Regions from separate parts of the Homo sapiens genome. Here region 1 is linked to region 2. The links are chromatin loops, found by intact Hi-C in ENCODE. Cell type or tissue: K562. All regions are shown on one strand. Each heading gives the region's core, and the rest is flanking DNA. Links, peaks and the distances in the headings are about the cores only.

Evidence for each region. Peaks named below come from ENCODE experiments on the same cell type or tissue, not always from the same donor. Only the 100,000 strongest peaks of a DNase experiment are listed, where the experiment ranks them.
Region 1: it touches region 2 in a loop (2.2-fold over the local background); 23 of 110 quality-filtered maps call a loop at or near these places.

Annotation. Positions count from the first base shown.
Region 1 is chr21:46,035,748-46,044,067 of GRCh38, forward strand. It overlaps LOC105372842 (proline-rich protein 36-like), which reads left to right. Exons shown (of 3, transcript XR_001755088.2): 1 at 1-289; 2 at 1,869-2,151; 3 at 2,686-3,786. Among named protein-coding and RNA genes, the nearest start is that of COL6A2-DT, 58 kb to the right of the region's middle. RefSeq lists an enhancer at 3,138-3,780. In K562, for the core only: no CTCF peak of the experiment used is centred there; a DNase peak (open chromatin) is centred at 5,074; H3K4me3 peaks cover 299 bases; H3K27me3 peaks cover 4,809 bases.
Region 2 is chr21:45,965,701-45,974,020 of GRCh38, forward strand. LOC101928796 (a long non-coding RNA gene) reads left to right here and starts at 7,270. Exons shown (of 2, transcript NR_109931.1): 1 at 7,270-7,476. RefSeq lists silencers at 4,715-5,009, 7,648-7,717 and an enhancer at 7,978-8,027. In K562, for the core only: CTCF peaks have their summits at 5,128 (motif pointing right) and 8,086; DNase peaks (open chromatin) are centred at 5,111 and 8,111; H3K4me3 peaks cover 446 bases; H3K27me3 peaks cover 3,562 bases.

The DNA of each region.
Region 1 (8,320 bases), core at 131-8,130, 70 kb after region 2:
AGACTGACCCGGCTTCCATCCCTGAGGCCCCGCAGAGACTGTCCCGGCTTCCATCCTGAGGCCCGCAGAGCACTAGGCTGGGGGTGCGCCTGGGCAGGAGGCTGCACGGCAAAGGCACGGGGTGTGCCATGGAGTTTCCCCGGGAGCCGCAGCCCTGCCCACTCTACAGGGCCCCCGGGAAGTGACTGCCTTGCCAGACAACGGAATCCAGGGCCCAGCCACGGACAATCAGGGGAAGGCGTGGAGGGAGCGAGGAGAGACGGGAGCCGGGCATTGGAGGGATTACCAGGTTTGGGGTCCTGCAGGCAGAATTCAGGCGGCGGGGTGGGGACGCATCGCCCCCATAGTGAGCAGGGTCCATGCAGTGCAGCCCAACGGGGGCTTTGTCCTAAGGACTGTGGGCAGCTGCTGAGGGCGTTTGGGAACACCCCTCCCGGAGGGGTGAGGCGGCCCAGCCTGCGGCTGCCAGAGGACACAGGTTCTGCTGCGGAACCTGCAGACATGGCCATAACAGGCCACAGTGCTCGGGCCCACACAGCCTGGACCCACATGGCCCTGTGTCACCTCCTCAGGGGCAGGCTTCAGGGCCTCGACCCTAGAGGCTGCCCCTCGGTTCTGCTCCATGGACGGCGCAGGCAGGCCCAGGCCTGTGACGAGTTCACGGAAGCTCCAGGATGACCCCCGCTCTGCGCCCTCCTCCAGCATTCCAGACCACAAACCACTCTGGGCTAAAACGAGGCATCGCCAGAGCATCCCACTTCCTCGGAAAGCTGCGGTCTGGGGACGCGTCTTGGCCCTGAAGAGGCTCCAGATGGCTCCCATCAGGCCTCTCCGCCTACGTGCGGCCGACATGGAGTGACAGAGCGTCGGGGACACAGAATTCAGAGCTGGGCCTGGGGCTGCTTTGAGATACTGATGGCTGCCAGGGGGCACAGAGACCCGTCCTGCAGACAGGGCTGTGAGGGCCACAGGGGGCCTCGGGGAGAGGCAGTGGGAGGGAGGACAGTGGGGGCCTCCAGCTGGGTGAGCAGCTGGAGCGAGGGGGGCCCGGGGCTTGTGATGGTGCTGCCGACCCTAGAGGTGCCGGCCCCACGATGGAGAGCACGTAGTGCCCCCCGGGAGTCAGGAGGCCGGGCCTGACCTCGGGGGCTGCAGCCAGGGGAGGCCGGCACCCCAGATAACCCCCAAAGAACTGCAGGCCCTGAGGCGAGGCCAGAGTGGGGGCGGGGGCAGGTCCCAGCCGAGGAGGTGCTCCGTGCTGCCTCAGCAGAACCCATGATGGGCTGGCCCAAGGCTCTGAAGGTGGAAAGGCCTCACACATTCTGCCCCGGCTGACGCCTTCCTTGGGCCAGTGCTCGGGGGTGTGTAACAAACGCCAAGACGCATTGTAAAGAAGGAAGCCTGCGTTTCCATCACCGGCTTAATATCAAACAAAAGTGCAATTTTGAAAATGTAGTCCAAGGTTTTCTGTGGTGCGGAAATGGCCAGGCCAGACCTCCGTGGGTGGTCCTTCGTGTCCACGTCAGCGCCCTACATCCACACTGTGGGCACCATGACCTCACATGCGGAGCGGAGCAGGGCCGGCGCCCGGAGAGCCAGGCTGGTCACGAACGAGGCCTAGAGGGCGTCAGGCCCCAAAGCACTCACAGGCTTCTCCTCTGTCCTCGGGGCCTTCAGACACCTGCATGCGCCGATTCAGCCACCCGCGCGCGCCGATTCCCCTGGCCATGGGGTTTCCAAAGTGTGTGCTCAGAGGACAGTTTCCTCCAGGATGACCTGTCAGTGGCTCTCTGTGCCGGGGACGTCGCGTGCTGGGTCCCGGTCTGAATGCTTCCTAACGATTTACCCAGTTCCTTTTCTCCACTCAGGAGGCGTTTGCTGAGAGGCACAGGCTGAGCCCCCGTGCTGATGCCACGACCGAGGGAACGGGTCTCCCTGTCGGCGTGAACTGACCCGGCCAGGCGTCCACTGCCACTCGGACTGTCTCCCAGGCACGTGGCGCCCACACGGGCAGAACACGCCCTCCACACACGCGGCTTCGGGCAGAACACGAGGCGCCCTCCACACACGCGGCTTCGGGGCTTGTCATGAAAAAAGCTGAATGCTGGGGGTGCAGCTTTCACCAACAGAATCCCGTTTGGAAGGGACGCGGTGAGACATGATCCACCCTAAGTTGTGATCCTGGGTGAGCCGCCGTCCACACCCTGCTGAGGGTCCCTTCACCCACTTTATTCTCCAGAAAACCCTGCCCATCAGGGCTGAGTCCCACGCCTTCCCTCTCCGTCCAGGCCTGGCTTTGACCTCTGGGGTCGTGTGGGGCACAGGGGACACCCTATCCAGGCAGAGGCCCTACGGCTATCTGGAGGAAGTGGTGGGAGCTGGGCTTCTGCCTGGAGGATGCACCCAGAGGGGTCACAGTCCACACAGAGACACACGGGTGCCTTCCAGATGGCTGAGCCAGTCCAGCCCAGAAGGGCCTGGGGGTTGGGGGCTGCACCTGGCCTGTCCCCACCAGCAGGGCTCAGGGCTTCCCAAGGTGTGTGGGGGACGGGGCAGCACCTCTCAACCAGGTCACCTGAAACCCGAACTGAAAGGCATCCTAAGTTAAGACATTAACTCCCATTGTCAAGGTGCCATCGTCAATTCTGTCTCCAAATCCTTCTTTGTTATTTCATGTATTCACAGAGTGACGCTCCGTGTTTCGTTCAGCCTGCAGGCCTGCAGAAGCTGCATCTCGGGATGGCCAAGAGCCCGGCCAGGCCCCACGGCTGCACCCAGGACGGGATTCATGCCCCATGCCTGGCTTCTCACGACCACAGAGTGCCTTTCCCGGGACTGGATGGAGGCAGAGTGAGAGAAGAGCCTGGAGCAAGTGTTTTGGACCACAGTGATCAAACACGGAGCCCGTGGGAGGACGTGGGAGGACGTGCGGGGCTTTGCCGGGCGAGCCCGATGCTGCTCACGGCACCTGGAGTGTTCGGGCCGCTATTTGGGCGGTGTTCTGAGCAGCCGTCAGACCTTGAGTTTTGCTGTCAAAAGCTCTTCTCTCCTGCCCCGAAATATACCCAGTCCATGCCCCAAGAGGAAAGGCCTTTGTGCCAGGTGGGCACCCGGCTGCCTCTTGGCAAAGACTTGTTGGAAAAATGAGTGAGTGACGAGGCTGCTGGTCAGCGTGTGGCCTGTGGCGTCACTGGGGCCTCTGGCGGCTGCTGGAACCAGAAGAGGAGCCTGCGCTGCAACCCAGGCCGCACCACATCAGGGTCTCACTGGGAGCCGGAGAGCTTGTTCCCAGGCAACCCTGAAACAGAGAAGTGTCCTTGGAGGCTTCACCCACGCAGACCCACGGCTTCCTGGTAGAAGCCGTCTGCACCCCCGCACTGACCTGGCTCTGTGAGGAGAGCGGGGAGGGGCTCCAGGGAAACATCCTGGCGTTGGCGTAGCCAGCCTGTGAGTCACGGGGAAGCCGGCTGCCCGGATGCCCCCCAAGGACCCGGTGAGTCCACACACAGTACAGCAGGGCCTGGGCCCGCACCACCGCCTTTTCCTGCAGGCCCCTCATGTCCACTGACTGCACCTCCAGGGACTCTGCCCGGCAACCCAGGCGCCCCCGACACACCCCACCACACAGCTCCTTCTGCCTCACCCACACCCCGCCAGACCCTGAGCGCTCACGAAGTCTCCTTGTCAAGAACTTTGAGAGCCAGTTGCTAAACACAGATGTTATTTATTTATTTGAGACAGAGTCTTGCTCTGTCACCCAGGCTGGAGTGCAGTGGCACGATCTCAGCTCACTGCAGCCTTGGCCTCCCGGGTTCCAGCGATTCTCCTGCCTCAGCCTCCTGGGTAGCTGGGATTGCAGGTGGCCACCACGCCCAGCTAGTTTTTGTATTTTTAGTAGAGACGGGGTTTCGCCAAGTTGGCCAGGCTGGTCTCAAACTCCTGACCTCAGGTGATCTGTCAGCCTCAGCCTCCCAAAGTGCTGGGATTACAGGCGTGAGCCACCGCACCCGGGCTACAGATGTTATTTTTAAAATTACATAAACTTACAATTAAATACATTAAGTTAAATACCATGGTCACAAAGGTGCCTTCTGCCTCTGCATCTGCGCGGTGGAAACACCACTGCAGCGTTCAGGAGCTTCCTGAGGTGGTGTGTTCCCAGCTGGAATCAGCACTCGCGACGAATCCCAGGTGCTCTTCCTCAGGGCCAGTGGGTAAACAGTTACCAGCATGGTAGGCCTCACCACACCCCACCGCTGCCACCCGCGAGCCAGCCACGTCCCGCCCTCCACCCTCCCTCCAGCCCTTCCCAGGACCCTCTGCGTGTCCCTGGTCCTCGCGGCCTGCATCTGAGCGAGGCCCCCTCCATCCTCCCTCCAGCCTCTCCCAGGACCCTCTGCATGTCCCTGGTCCCCGTGGCCTGCATCTGAGCGAGTCTCCCGGGGGCTGCACAGCTGTCCCTGGGCCTTCAGCTTCTGACCGTCTCTTTGCTGCAGCTGGAGCCCTTTCTTGGGCACCTGCGCACACTCAGGGCTTCCACCCCAGATCTGGCGTCCCCCAGAGCAGCTCTGTCTTTGAAATCTTCTCCTTGGGGTGTCCTCTGTGAACACCCTCACTTCACCTCTGGCACCAGGGCCGCTGAGTGACCAACCTCTCCTCCTGGGGGTTCAGCTCCCTCTGGTTTCAGTCCCTCCCCACCCAGCGGGGACACGGCCACTCACTTCCAGGTGGGCTCCCCAGCCGAGGTCAGTCCCCAGGCCAGGGAAGACAGGCTGGGCGCAGGGACCAGGGGGGCCTGTGGGGGATCGTGGCAGGGAACGATGGCACTGCGGCCGCACCGTCAAAGCCCACAGGCCTTCTTCTCCATCATAGGTGGGCCGTTCAGCTGCGGCTGGGGTCCCAGGGCCTCCGAGATCCCTCTTTTCCATTCCCCACAGCATGGGCTCTGAGCCTTCCTCCTCCCACGCCTGTTTCCACCCCAGCCCAGCTCCCTTGTTCTCAGCAGAGGGCCATGAACTGTGAGCCTCTCTTGTGTGTTTGAGGGTGCCATGTGGTGGGACTTGGCTGTGTCCCCAGCCAGTCTCTCCGGGAATTGTAATCATCCCCACACGTCAAGGGCGGGGCCAGGTGGAGATAATTGAATCATGAGGGCGGTTTCCCCCGTACTGTTCTCGTGGTAGTGAATAAGTCTCGTGAGATCTGATGGTTTTATAAAGAGGAGTTCCCCTACACAAGCTCTCTTGTCTGACACCACGTAAGATGGCGCCTTTGCTTCTCCTTCACCTTCCTCCATGACTGTGAGGCCTCCCCAGCCATGTGGAACTGTGAGTCCATTAAGCCTCTTTCCTTCATAAATTACCCGGTCTCAGGTATGTCTTTATTAGCAGTGTGAGAACAGACAAATACACAGGGGAGGTTGGCCCACATGCTGCCGACCGACATCATCTGTTTAAAGCTGACTCCTTGAAAATCAGCTGTGAGTAAAGGGGGCGTTCCAAACTCAGGCCCTTAGAGCCAGCGTGTGTGGCCCAGTAGCCAGAGCACAGTATGCCTCTCGGCCAGTGGGACCAGGGGCTGGGGCAGACCCCGAGCTGGAGCCTGCATCCAGCCCCCGAACGTTCTCCCACTGCCATCTACTTGGCCAAGAGGTACCTGACCAAGCTTGGTACCTTGGAGAATGCCACAAATAAAAATTAGCCCAGCGGGGTTCCGGCATCTACTTACTGCAAACCCTCACTTCCTTCACACGTGTCTCTGCAGGCAGGTCTGGTCTGGGGAGTTTCTGCCCATATCACAGGCAGAGTCTGACCCTCCAATCCTTCTCTCATTCTCAGGTTCACAAAGCTGAGTGAAGTCCAAACAGGAAAAGCCCAAATAGAGCCACACTCAGACACACCACAACTCAGACACATCACAACTCGGACACACCACAACTCAGACACACCACAACTCAGACACACCACAACTCGGACACACCACAACTCGGACACACCACAACTCGGACACACCACAACTCGGACACACCACAACTCGGACACACCACAACTCGGACACACCACAACTCGGAAACATCACAACTGAGACACACCACAACTCAGAAACACCACAACTCAGACACACCACAACTCAGACACATCACAACTCAGACACACCACAACTCAGACACACCACAACTCAGAAACATCACAACTCAGACACACCACAACTCAGACACACCACAACTCAGAAACATCACAACACAGACACATCACACACTCAAGACACATCACAACCTAACTTCTGAAAACTAAAGACAAAAATATAAAAGAACAACAATTGAAATGACTGCAAATTTCCCATTAGAAACCATGGAAGCAGCTGCGCACAGTGGCTCACACCTGTAATCCTAACACTTTGGGAGACTGAGGCAGATGGATATCACCTGAGGCCAGGAGTTCGAGGCCAACCTGGCCAACATGGCAAAAGCCCATCTCTACTAAAAATGCAAAAATTAGCCAGGTGTGGTGCACACCTGTAGTCCCAGATACTTAGGAGACTGAGGCAGGAGAATCACTTAAACCTCAGAGGCGGAGGCTGCAGTGAGCCAAGATCGCGCCACTGCACTCCAGCCTGCGCAACGGAGTGAAAAGAAAAAAGAAAAAAAGAAACCATGGAAGCCAGGAAAAAGTGGCACTTTGAGACGGAGCCTTGGCTCACTGCAGCCTCCGCCTCCCAGGTTGAAACAATTCTCCTTCCTCAGCCTCCTGAGTAGCTGGGATTACAGGCGCCTGCAACCACGCCCAGCTAATTTTTATATTTTTAGTACAGACGGAGTTTCACCATGTTTGCCATGCTGGTCTCAAACTCCTGACCTCAGGTGATACGCCTACCTCAGCCTCCCAAAGTGCTGGGATTACAGGCATGAGCCACTACGCCCAACCTGGCACATTGTTTAATTGCTGAAAGAAAATAATTATCAGTTCAGGAGTCTATATCCAGCAAAAATATCCTTCAGGGATGAGGGTGAAATGGAGACATTCTCAGATGAAGAAAAACTAAGAAAATTTGCTGCCAGCACATATACCCTAAAAGAATGCCTAAAAGAGTTTTTTCAGATAGAAAAACATCAGGAATGAAGGAAGAGCAACAAAAATGATAAATATTGAGGAAATGTAATAGACTGTTCTTCAGTTCTTTAAAATAATGTTTGATGATGAAAAGCAAGTACTGTAGTATTGTTGGGCGGAGTTTCAGCACATGCAGATGTATCAACTAAGACGGACTGCAGCATGAAAGATGCAGGTCCAGGAAGCTACACGGTGGCAAGAGTTCCACAAAACACTTGAAATGCTAAAATACTGATTCCAAGGAGACTGTGAAAGGTGAAGTATGCATATGGTAATCCCCAGAAAACCAGTAAATATTCTACAGAGCTATATCATCAACAACACAATAGGTAGCTTAACATACTGAAAAATGTTCAAATAACCAAAAGACAGGAATGAAAAGACAAAAGAACAAAAAAATGGAGGAAATAAGCAGAAAACAAATAATAAAATGGTAGGTTTGAATCCAAACATATCAATAATGACATTAAATGTAACTGGTCTAAATTAAAAGACAGAGACCTGGTGCCATGGCTCGTACCTGTCATCCCAGCACTTTGGGAGGCCAAGGCAAGAGGATCACTTGAGGCCAGGAGTTCAAGACCAGCCTGGGCAATACAGTGGGACGCTGTCTCTACAGATTTTTTTTTTAATTACCCAGGCATATGGTGTGCGCCTGTGGTCCCAGCTAGTCAGGAGGCCAGGGTGGGAGGATCGCTTGAGCCCAGGAGGTCGAGGCTGCAGTGATGTGATCATGATACTGTACTCCGGCCTGGGCAACAGAGTGAGACCGTATCTCTACAAAAAAAATTAAAAATTAAAAAAGACAGATGGTCACAATGGATTTCTTTAAATGACCCACCTATATTTCTACCCTCAAGAAACTCACTTCAAAGATAATATTGGTAGGTCAGTGTTAAAAGGATAGAAAAAGATATATCATCATGCAGGCACAAATTTTAATAAACTGAACTGCCTATATTAATATCAGATAAAGTGGACTTCAGAGAAAAGAAAATTATCGGCAGCAAAGAGGTAAATTACGTGATGATAAAAGGGTCAATTCAGCCTGTAATCTCAGCACTTTGGGAGAGGATGGTCATCGAGACCATCCTGGCTAACACGGTGAAACCTCGTCTCTACTGAAAATACAAAAAAAAAAAAAAAAAGCCGGGCATGGTGGCGGGCGCTGTAGTCCCAGCTACTCGGGAGGCTGAGGCAGGAGAATGGCGTGA
Region 2 (8,320 bases), core at 203-8,202:
GAAGGACATGAGATTTGAAGGGGCCAGGGGCAGAATGATAAGGTTTGGATCTGTGTCCCCACCAAATCTCATATCGAATTGTAATCCCCAGTGTTGGAGATGAGGCCTGGTGGGAGATGATTGGATCATGGGGGTGCATTTCTCATGAATGGGTTAGTACCATCCCCTTGGTGCTGTTCTCATGAGAGTGAGTGAGTGAGTTATCATGAGATCTGGTTGTTTGAAAGTGTATGGCCCCTCTTGCATCTCTCTCTCCCTCCTGCTCCAGGAACATAAGATGTGCCTGCATTCCTTTTGCCTCCTGCTGTGATTGTAAGTTTCCTGAGGCCTTCCAGAAGCAGAAACTGCTATCCTTCCTGTAGAGCCTGCATATGTGAGCCCATTAACTTCTTTTTAAATAAATTACCCAGTTATGGGTATTTCTTTTTTTCTTTTCCTTTTTTTATTTTTATTTTTTTTTTAGATGGAGGTTTGCTTTTATTGCCCAGGCTGGAGTACAGTGGGGCAATCTCGGCTCACCATGACCTCCGCCTCCCGGGTTCAAGTGACTCTCCTGCCTCAGCCTCCCCAGTAGCTGGGATTACAGGCGCCCACCACCATGCCCAGCTAATTTTTTGTATTTTTAGTAGAGATGGGGTTTCACCATGTTGACCAGGCTGATCTTGAACTCCTGACCTCAGGTGATCAGCCCACCTCAGCCTCCCAAAGTGCTGGGATTACAGGCATGAGCCACTGCACCCAGCCAGTTATGGGTATTTTTTTCTACAGCAATGCGAGAATGGACTAATATAGATGGCATCTCAAATAATTAAAGCAAAGTTGGACTTTTTAATAAATGGTGCTGGGACAACTCAGTAGCTATTTGGAAAAAGTTAAAATGGGTTCCATACTGTGGCATTAGATGGGTATATATTGGTGTTATGATATATATAAATGGGTATATATTGGTGTTATCACATATATAAATGGGTTTTCATCCATGGTTCCTGGCTCATGCCTCCCCTACCCCTCGTTAGTCTTTTGTTACAATGTCGGGTGTGTTGGGCCACAGGGGAGGCCTCTCACCTTCTCCTGTCCTTCACTCTAACGTCCCCACCTTGCTGACTGTGGGTCTTAAGACCCTCACCTGAGAGGGTCCCACCCTAGACCCTGGGGAAAGGAGTGTTGATGTCATGAAGCTTCTATAAAAGCCCACGAGAACAGTGTTCAGTGAGCTTTTGGAGTTGAATACATGGAAGGTCCTGGAGGGTGCTGCCCGGGGAGGACATGGAAGCAACAAGCCCCTCCCCCTTCCCTCCCCCTCGGCCTCTTCATGCGTATCCTTTGCAACATCCTTTATAATAAGCTGGTAATGTACATAAGTGTTTCCCTGGGTTCTGTGAGCCACTCCAGCAAATTAATCAAACTCCAGCTGGAAGCTGGTTGGTCAGAGGCTCCAGAGGCCCACACTTGCCACTGGTGGGAAAGAGGGAGTGGTCTTGGGGACGGACCCCTTACACTGTAGGAGGTGAAACTAGCTCTGGGCAGGCAGCGTTGGAACTGAATTAGAGGTGCCCGCTGCCTGATGTGTGGGGAAACCTCTGCACATTTGGTTGCAGAAGTCTTCTTCCATGTTGACGGTTGTTGTGGTGTGAGAGCAGAGGAGAAACAGGGTTAGAGTTTCCCCGGCACACACACCTCACACCATACACAAGAATACACCCCAGTGGATTTGGGATCTGAATGTAAAAAATGAAACAAGTACTAGAGGAAATACAGGTGAATTCCTCCATACCCTGAATATGAGGAAAGATTTTTCTAGGAATCAAAACAAAAGATTAATTTGACTACATGAAAATAATAGCATTCTGCATGGCCCAAAACACCACAAAGGCAAAGGAAAATTGAGAGACGAGGAGAAGGTGTGTGCTGCACAATCACAGATGCATAGCTAATATTCCATATATTAAAAAATTCAATATTTGAGGGGGAAAACATCAAAAACTCAACAGAAAAATGGGCAAAAGACATGAAACATGAATAGATCATTTCTCCAAAAATGTATAAAAATGATCTTTAGGCCGGGCGCGGTGGCTCACGCCTGTAATCCCAGCACTTTGGGAGGCCGAGGCGGGCGGATCACGAGGTCAGGAGATCGAGACCATCCCGGCTAAAACGGTGAAACCCCGTCTCTACTAAAAATACAAAAAATTAGCCGGGCGTGTTGGCGGGCGCCTGTAGTCCCAGCTACTTGGGAGGCTGAGGCAGGAGAATGGCGTGAACCCGGGAGGCGGAGCTTGCAGTGAGCCGAGATCCCGCCACTGCACTCCAGCCTGGGCGACAGAGCGAGACTCCGTCTCAAAAAAAAAAAAAAAAAAAGATCTTTAATTATATGAAAAGTTGTTCAACTTCATTTGGAATAAGAAATAAAAATTAAAACTACAGTGAGAGGTCCTCTCCAATCTCGTGTTGTGACAGTTACAGTATTGATGAGGCCGTGGCCTCTCACTGGCTGACGACTCCAAGCTGCACAGCCGTGCGGAAGGCAGTTCAATCCGATAAAACTCCGTGACCCAGCAACTCCACGTTACGAATTCACACCGAAGAAAACCTCCAACGATAGGAAGACTTGTAGGCACAAGGTCATTTGATGCAGTATAATTGGTGGTTGTGAAATACCGGAAAAAATTAAATGCTCCTGTGTAGACGTGTGTTGGCTAAGCTAAGGTACTGCCACATAGTGCCTTCATGCAGCTGCACAGAGAATGAGGATGGTCTCTATGACCCAACACGGAGTGATTTCAATGTATGTTGTTAAGTGATGAAAAAAGGCAAAGAGCAAAAGATTATAGTAGGCTATTTGGGGTGAGAAAAAAGAGAAATAAGAAAATAATATACATGCATCATTTTACTTTTGCAAAAAGAAACACAGAAAGGCTAAATGAGAATTGAGAATGTCTGGTTGCCTCCAGGAGGTGGGTGGGGCAGGGCAGAAAGGAGGGGGAGACGGGAGTGACCACTGCGTGAGCAAACCCTTCTGTAACTCCAAACTTCAGAACATGTTATTGTCTCCCCTACTCAGAAACTAATAACTGAAACCAATAAGCGTGGGGAAACAAAATGGAATCGACACTCATTTCATTTCAAATGGATAATATAAGCACACTGGATGCAAGGGAAAGGGGAGGATAAGACATTTTTTAACAGGCCAGGCATGGTGGCTCATGCCTGTAATTTGGGAGGCCAAAGTCGGCGGATCACCCGAGGTCAGGCATTCGGGACCAGCCTGGCCAATATGCTGAAACCCTGTCTCTAGTAAAAATACAGAAATTAGCCAGACATGGTGGCAGGCACCTGCAGGTGCAGGTGCAGCTACTTGGGAGGCTGAGGCACGAGAATCGCTCAAACCCAGGAGGTGGAGGTTGCAGTGAGCCGAGATAGCACCACTGCACCCCAGCCTGGGTGACAGAGCGAGACTCTGTCTCAAAAAAAAAAAAGAAATTTTTGAACAAAGTATTTTGACCATGTACTCATAGGCCAAAGATCCCTCAAAATTATAAGTAAATATTATAATTGTATAATTATCTATTTATATATAATTATATTATTAAAAAATTATAAATAAGCTCTACACAGTAGGTTTGCTTTTCACACAGGTAGGGATTAGCAACCCTGAAGCTGCTTTCTGTGTATTCTCGGATGCAGCAAATAGACAATTACACTGTGGCTGGTGGGGGTCTGGTCTCCACTCTCTGAAAAGGTGTTACAGTGGCGGGAAGGCAGCCAAGCAGACACACAGGTGTGCATGGGTCAGTGGTGTTACAGACTGACTGTGTCCCTCCCGTGTTCATATGTCAAAGCCCTTAAGCCCTAATGTGAGTGCATTTGGAGATGGGACCTGTAAGGAGGTAGTTATGGTTAAATGGGGTCATAAGGGTGGGGTTCTAATTTGACAGGACTGGTGTCCTTCTCAGAGGAGACACAGAGATTGTTCTCTCTCTGCAAGTGGACAGAGAAGAGGCCATGTGAAGAAATGAGAAGGCAGCTGTACGCAAGCCAGGGAGGGAGGCCTCACCAGAAACCAACCCTGACAGCACCTTGACCTTGAACTTCTAGCTTCCGGAACTATGAAAAAATTAGTTTCTGTTATGGAAGCCTCCCACGGTATGGCATTTCATTACAGCAGCCCCAGTACACTGAGGGATGGTAGCTGGAGGTCAATAGATGAATAACAAAATTAGACGGATGATAGACAGGGATATCATTGTCCGTCTTAAATTACCAGACTCAGAAAATATGATTAAGCATAGAGTTTACTGGAGCCCAGAGCTTAAGGACAGCCACCTGGGAGCACAGGTTCAAGCTGCCCTAAATCGAAGCTCCCATTAGCAGCAGCCTCTGACTCCCGCCCGAGGGCCCCCAGCACTACTGTGGAATTCCGGCCGGAACACACAGCCTGGACCTGGTCATGAGAAACGGCCCCACAAGCCCAACTTGAGATGCATTTTACAGAATAAGTGGCTTAAACGTCTCAAAAACGTCAAGGTCAGGAAAGGTCAAATTAAAGGAGACAAAGAGGTAAGAGAATAATGTAACAGTGAGCCAGCACCATTCCTGCCTCTGCAAAGGGGAAGGTGAGGGGATTGTTCCCATTATCAGGGGAAAGGGGTTCTCAGGAGACCTGGAGAAACGCCCAGGCGTAGCCTGGCCTGGGGCAACTGGAGCCGACCACTGCAGTGGGCTCTGGCAGGCACTGCGTCTCCCCCGAGGTCTCTGCTGAAAACAACGACCACGGAGGCCCTGATGCCTCCTACCTGGGCTGTGACCCTGGCCTAGGGCTCCTCGCACCTCCTGCACCCCACAGCCTCCGGGCCAGGCTCCGGCTCCCACCCAGTCCCTGCAGCCAAGGGAAGCCGCTGCCTGCAGGCCTGGAGGGCTCCCTGTTCCAGCTGCTCCCTCACTGGCCTCCGGCAGGGTCAGGACAGAGAGGGGGTGGCAAATCCACTGACCCCAGCGGAAGCCTCGCCAGAGTCTCCCAGGCACCGGTGGACCCAGGCATCTGGGGCCAGCGGGGAGGCCACGGAAAGGGGACAGTGCTGGCTCTGGGCCCCTCGGGGGACCGTCCTGCACTGGTGCCCATGGGCAGCAGAGGGCGCCCCTGACCATCCCTCCATGGCGTCCGCAGGAGCCTCACCAGCCTCAGGGTCCAGGGGCACCCACCCAGCTGTCAACCTAGCTGTCTGGAGTGAGCTTCAGTGGGAGGGGAGGAGGGGGCCTGCGATTGTGCAGGGACGAGGCTGGGGGAGCAGAGACTCCAGAAACCGTGTCCCACACCCCGCACTGCCCCTCACTGTGCAGCCCCAGCCTCCCTCCTAGAGCCCCCCAGCTGCTAGGCTGTGACAATTGCTTGTGTATCTGGACCCAGCAGGCTACAGGTCACTGTGACCTTGGGGCCTGGGGTCCCAAAGCCAGGCTGCCTGCCCCCGTTTCCCCCACCGCCATCTCCAGAGCCACCATCACCAGTTCTGCCACCCTCGGCCCTCCCTGTCACTGCAGGGCAGCCCTGGACTCGCTCAGACCCTGAGTTCAGACCCTGGGGTGCAGAGGCTGATGGCCCGGCGCTGGCCTCCTGAGCCCTCCTCACCCCTGGGCACTCACTGAGTACTGGGCCTGCTCTCCTGAGGGCAAAAGAGCACCCAACCCCTCCCCCAGCTCTGAAACAACCCTCAGATCCTGATGCTTTTGGGGTCACATGTTTGGGGAGGGAACTGGCAGTAGCCCAGGAGCCCTAGATCACGGAGGTCACCCTGCTGAACGCGAGGGTCTCTGCCTCCCAAGGGTGGGGACTCCAGAGGCCGGGCACCTGGGAGGGCCTTGCTCTGGGCCCTCCGGCCTGGCTGTGGCTGGCACCCTGGGACCCCAGACCCAGCCCAGAGCAGGGATGGCTGCGTCTCGCTCCCAGTTTGTCCTGATCCCAGAGCCTCCAGCCACAGCTCCGTAAGGTGGGCACTGAGATGGCCCTGAGGCCTGGAGGCCCTGAACGGAGATGAGGTCTCTTTCCACAGACCAGCCGCGTTCCCACCGCACCCTCTCTTTGGGGTTTGATTGGCCCAGGGAGTGTGAGTGTTCCTGAGAAGCCCAGATGTTACCCAGGCACTCGGCCCCAGGCTCTGTGACTCCCATGTGGGGACAATGGAAACCAGATGCTGGGAAGCTGGGCTGGGTGGGCGGGCCCCTGGCAGCTGTGTGCTGCGTCCATCTGGACTGGTCTCTGAGCCCCGGGCCTGTGGACCTCGGCCTCATGGGAGCCCCAGCTCTGTCACTGTTACTCCCTCCATCAGCTCCCACCGACAGAGTGGACATTCTCTTGACAACTTGAGAAAACGGAGCTTCTGGGAGCCTGTGTCCCGACCCGAGCTCAGGCAACTAGTGGGTGACAGAGCTGGGACCGCACCCAGTTCTGACTGCCCCAGCTTTCCTGGCACATCCAGCCTGGGGTATACCAGGCAGGATGCCAGCAGTTTCTCTGAGCCACGGTGTGGTCAGGCAGAGAGACGGAGGGTCTGAGTGGCCCCCTACAGATGCTGTGGTCCTGCGTGGAAACCCTCTGGGTGTCTGAGGAGTGGGGTGATGTGGGACTGTGACCACCCATGTTCAGCTCCCTGCAGAGTGGCAAGGAGCCCCCCGCCCCCGTCTCTCTGGGACCCAGCCGGAGTGGGGGCTGCTGGTCTGTAAGGGATCCTAACCCTTTCTTCCCTACTGCCCCAGCCTCGTTAAAACTGCTGCATGCCGGCGGGTGAGCGGGACATGGGGCAGCCCCCGCAGCTGAGCTCCCCACTGCCGGGGGAGGGCCTGTGTGGAGCTCCGAGACCAGGTCCTAGAAGCCCCTGGGCCCTGCCCTGCGCTGCGAAGGGAACCGGGTGTCTGAGCATGGGGCCGGCAGGACCGACAGCATCGGGGCTTGAAACCCAGTGCTCGGGAGCCCGCCCCTCCCCCCACGACCTTTTGGGCCCAGAAGCCATGATGGGGGCACAGAGGAGGGAGTTTCGGGCCCCGGCCCGGGGTGCGGGGTCTCACACAGGGACCCCAGGTCTGAGCTGTGCCACTCGTGCAGCCCTGGCCCTCCGCAGCCTCGGCAACCCCACCCGAGGGCTCCCACTGCTGCCCACAGACATCTCAGGGTCTCCCGGGCCGGGTCAGCGGCGCCGGAACAGGGTCTCCCGGGCCGGGTCAGCGGCGCCGGAAGTGATTCTCGTCAGCAGGAATGCGCTGGCTGCCCGGGAGCCTTCAGGGTGGGCTCTGGGGGCCAGGTGCGGCCTCAGCGCCGTCCCTTCCCGGGAAGCCTCCTCCCTGGGGTCCACGCCGGCTCCTGCTGGCTCCCCCATTCCGCTGAAATCTGAGGAAAAGGCTCTGGGAACGCAGCCAGACTCCCCCACAGCTCAGACGGCTGTAAAGAAATATTCCTGCCAGATGTTCAGAGGCGGAGGCCAGCATGAGGTAACGGGAAAGGCTTAACCCGTCCAGCCCCGCAGCCTCGCAGCCGCCTCCGGGGCCCAGCTCTAGGGGCTGCGGGCCCCGTGCCGTGGGGGACGTCCCTGCCGCGTCCGTGTCCCGGGGGCCGGGCCTGCCTGCGGCGGGAGCCCACCCCGTGCGGTCAGACGGGCTCAGAGCGCTCTTCTGCAGTCTCCAGCCCTCCCTGGAGGGCGTGTTGGACCAGCCCCTGATGGGCGCCCGGGAGCCACGGGATGGGGCGTGATGCCAGCCTGGGAGAGGGATCCACTCGGGGGTCCTCAGGAGGCGGTGCCAGCCCCCGGCATGGCTTGGGGGAGCCTCTGTGTTGCCAGCGCTGGGCAGCCCTGGACCCCCCGCCACCCTTTGCCTCACGGGCCCTGGGTTTCAGGGCAGTGGCCTCTCAACCCAGCGAGATCACAGCGCCATCGAGACAGTCTTTCAGTCTTTTTTTTTTTTTTTTTTTTTTTTTGCGTCTCTTTGAAATGACAGTTCCCAGAACCAGAGCTTCTATGGCGGATTCTCACCAGAAAATGAAATTCTCAGCTTACAGGCAACGGAACAAAATGAAATCAGGCCAATGCACGCGGCCCCGGGAAGCACCAGGGGGCCTCAGCGAGCTCCTGAGTTTCACACTCAGTGCGGGGGTTTCCGCCTCAGCCCCTCTTAGCGGGAGTCACTAAAGGAAACGCAGAGAGGGCGGGAACGCAACCCCAGCACCCTGCGGCTCCCGCCACGGGGTCGCGCCCTCCCTCTGATATCCAGAGCCTGCGGCTCCCAGAGGCGCTCCCGGAACAAACCGGGGCGCGCAGAGCTTTCTTCGCCGCTGTCT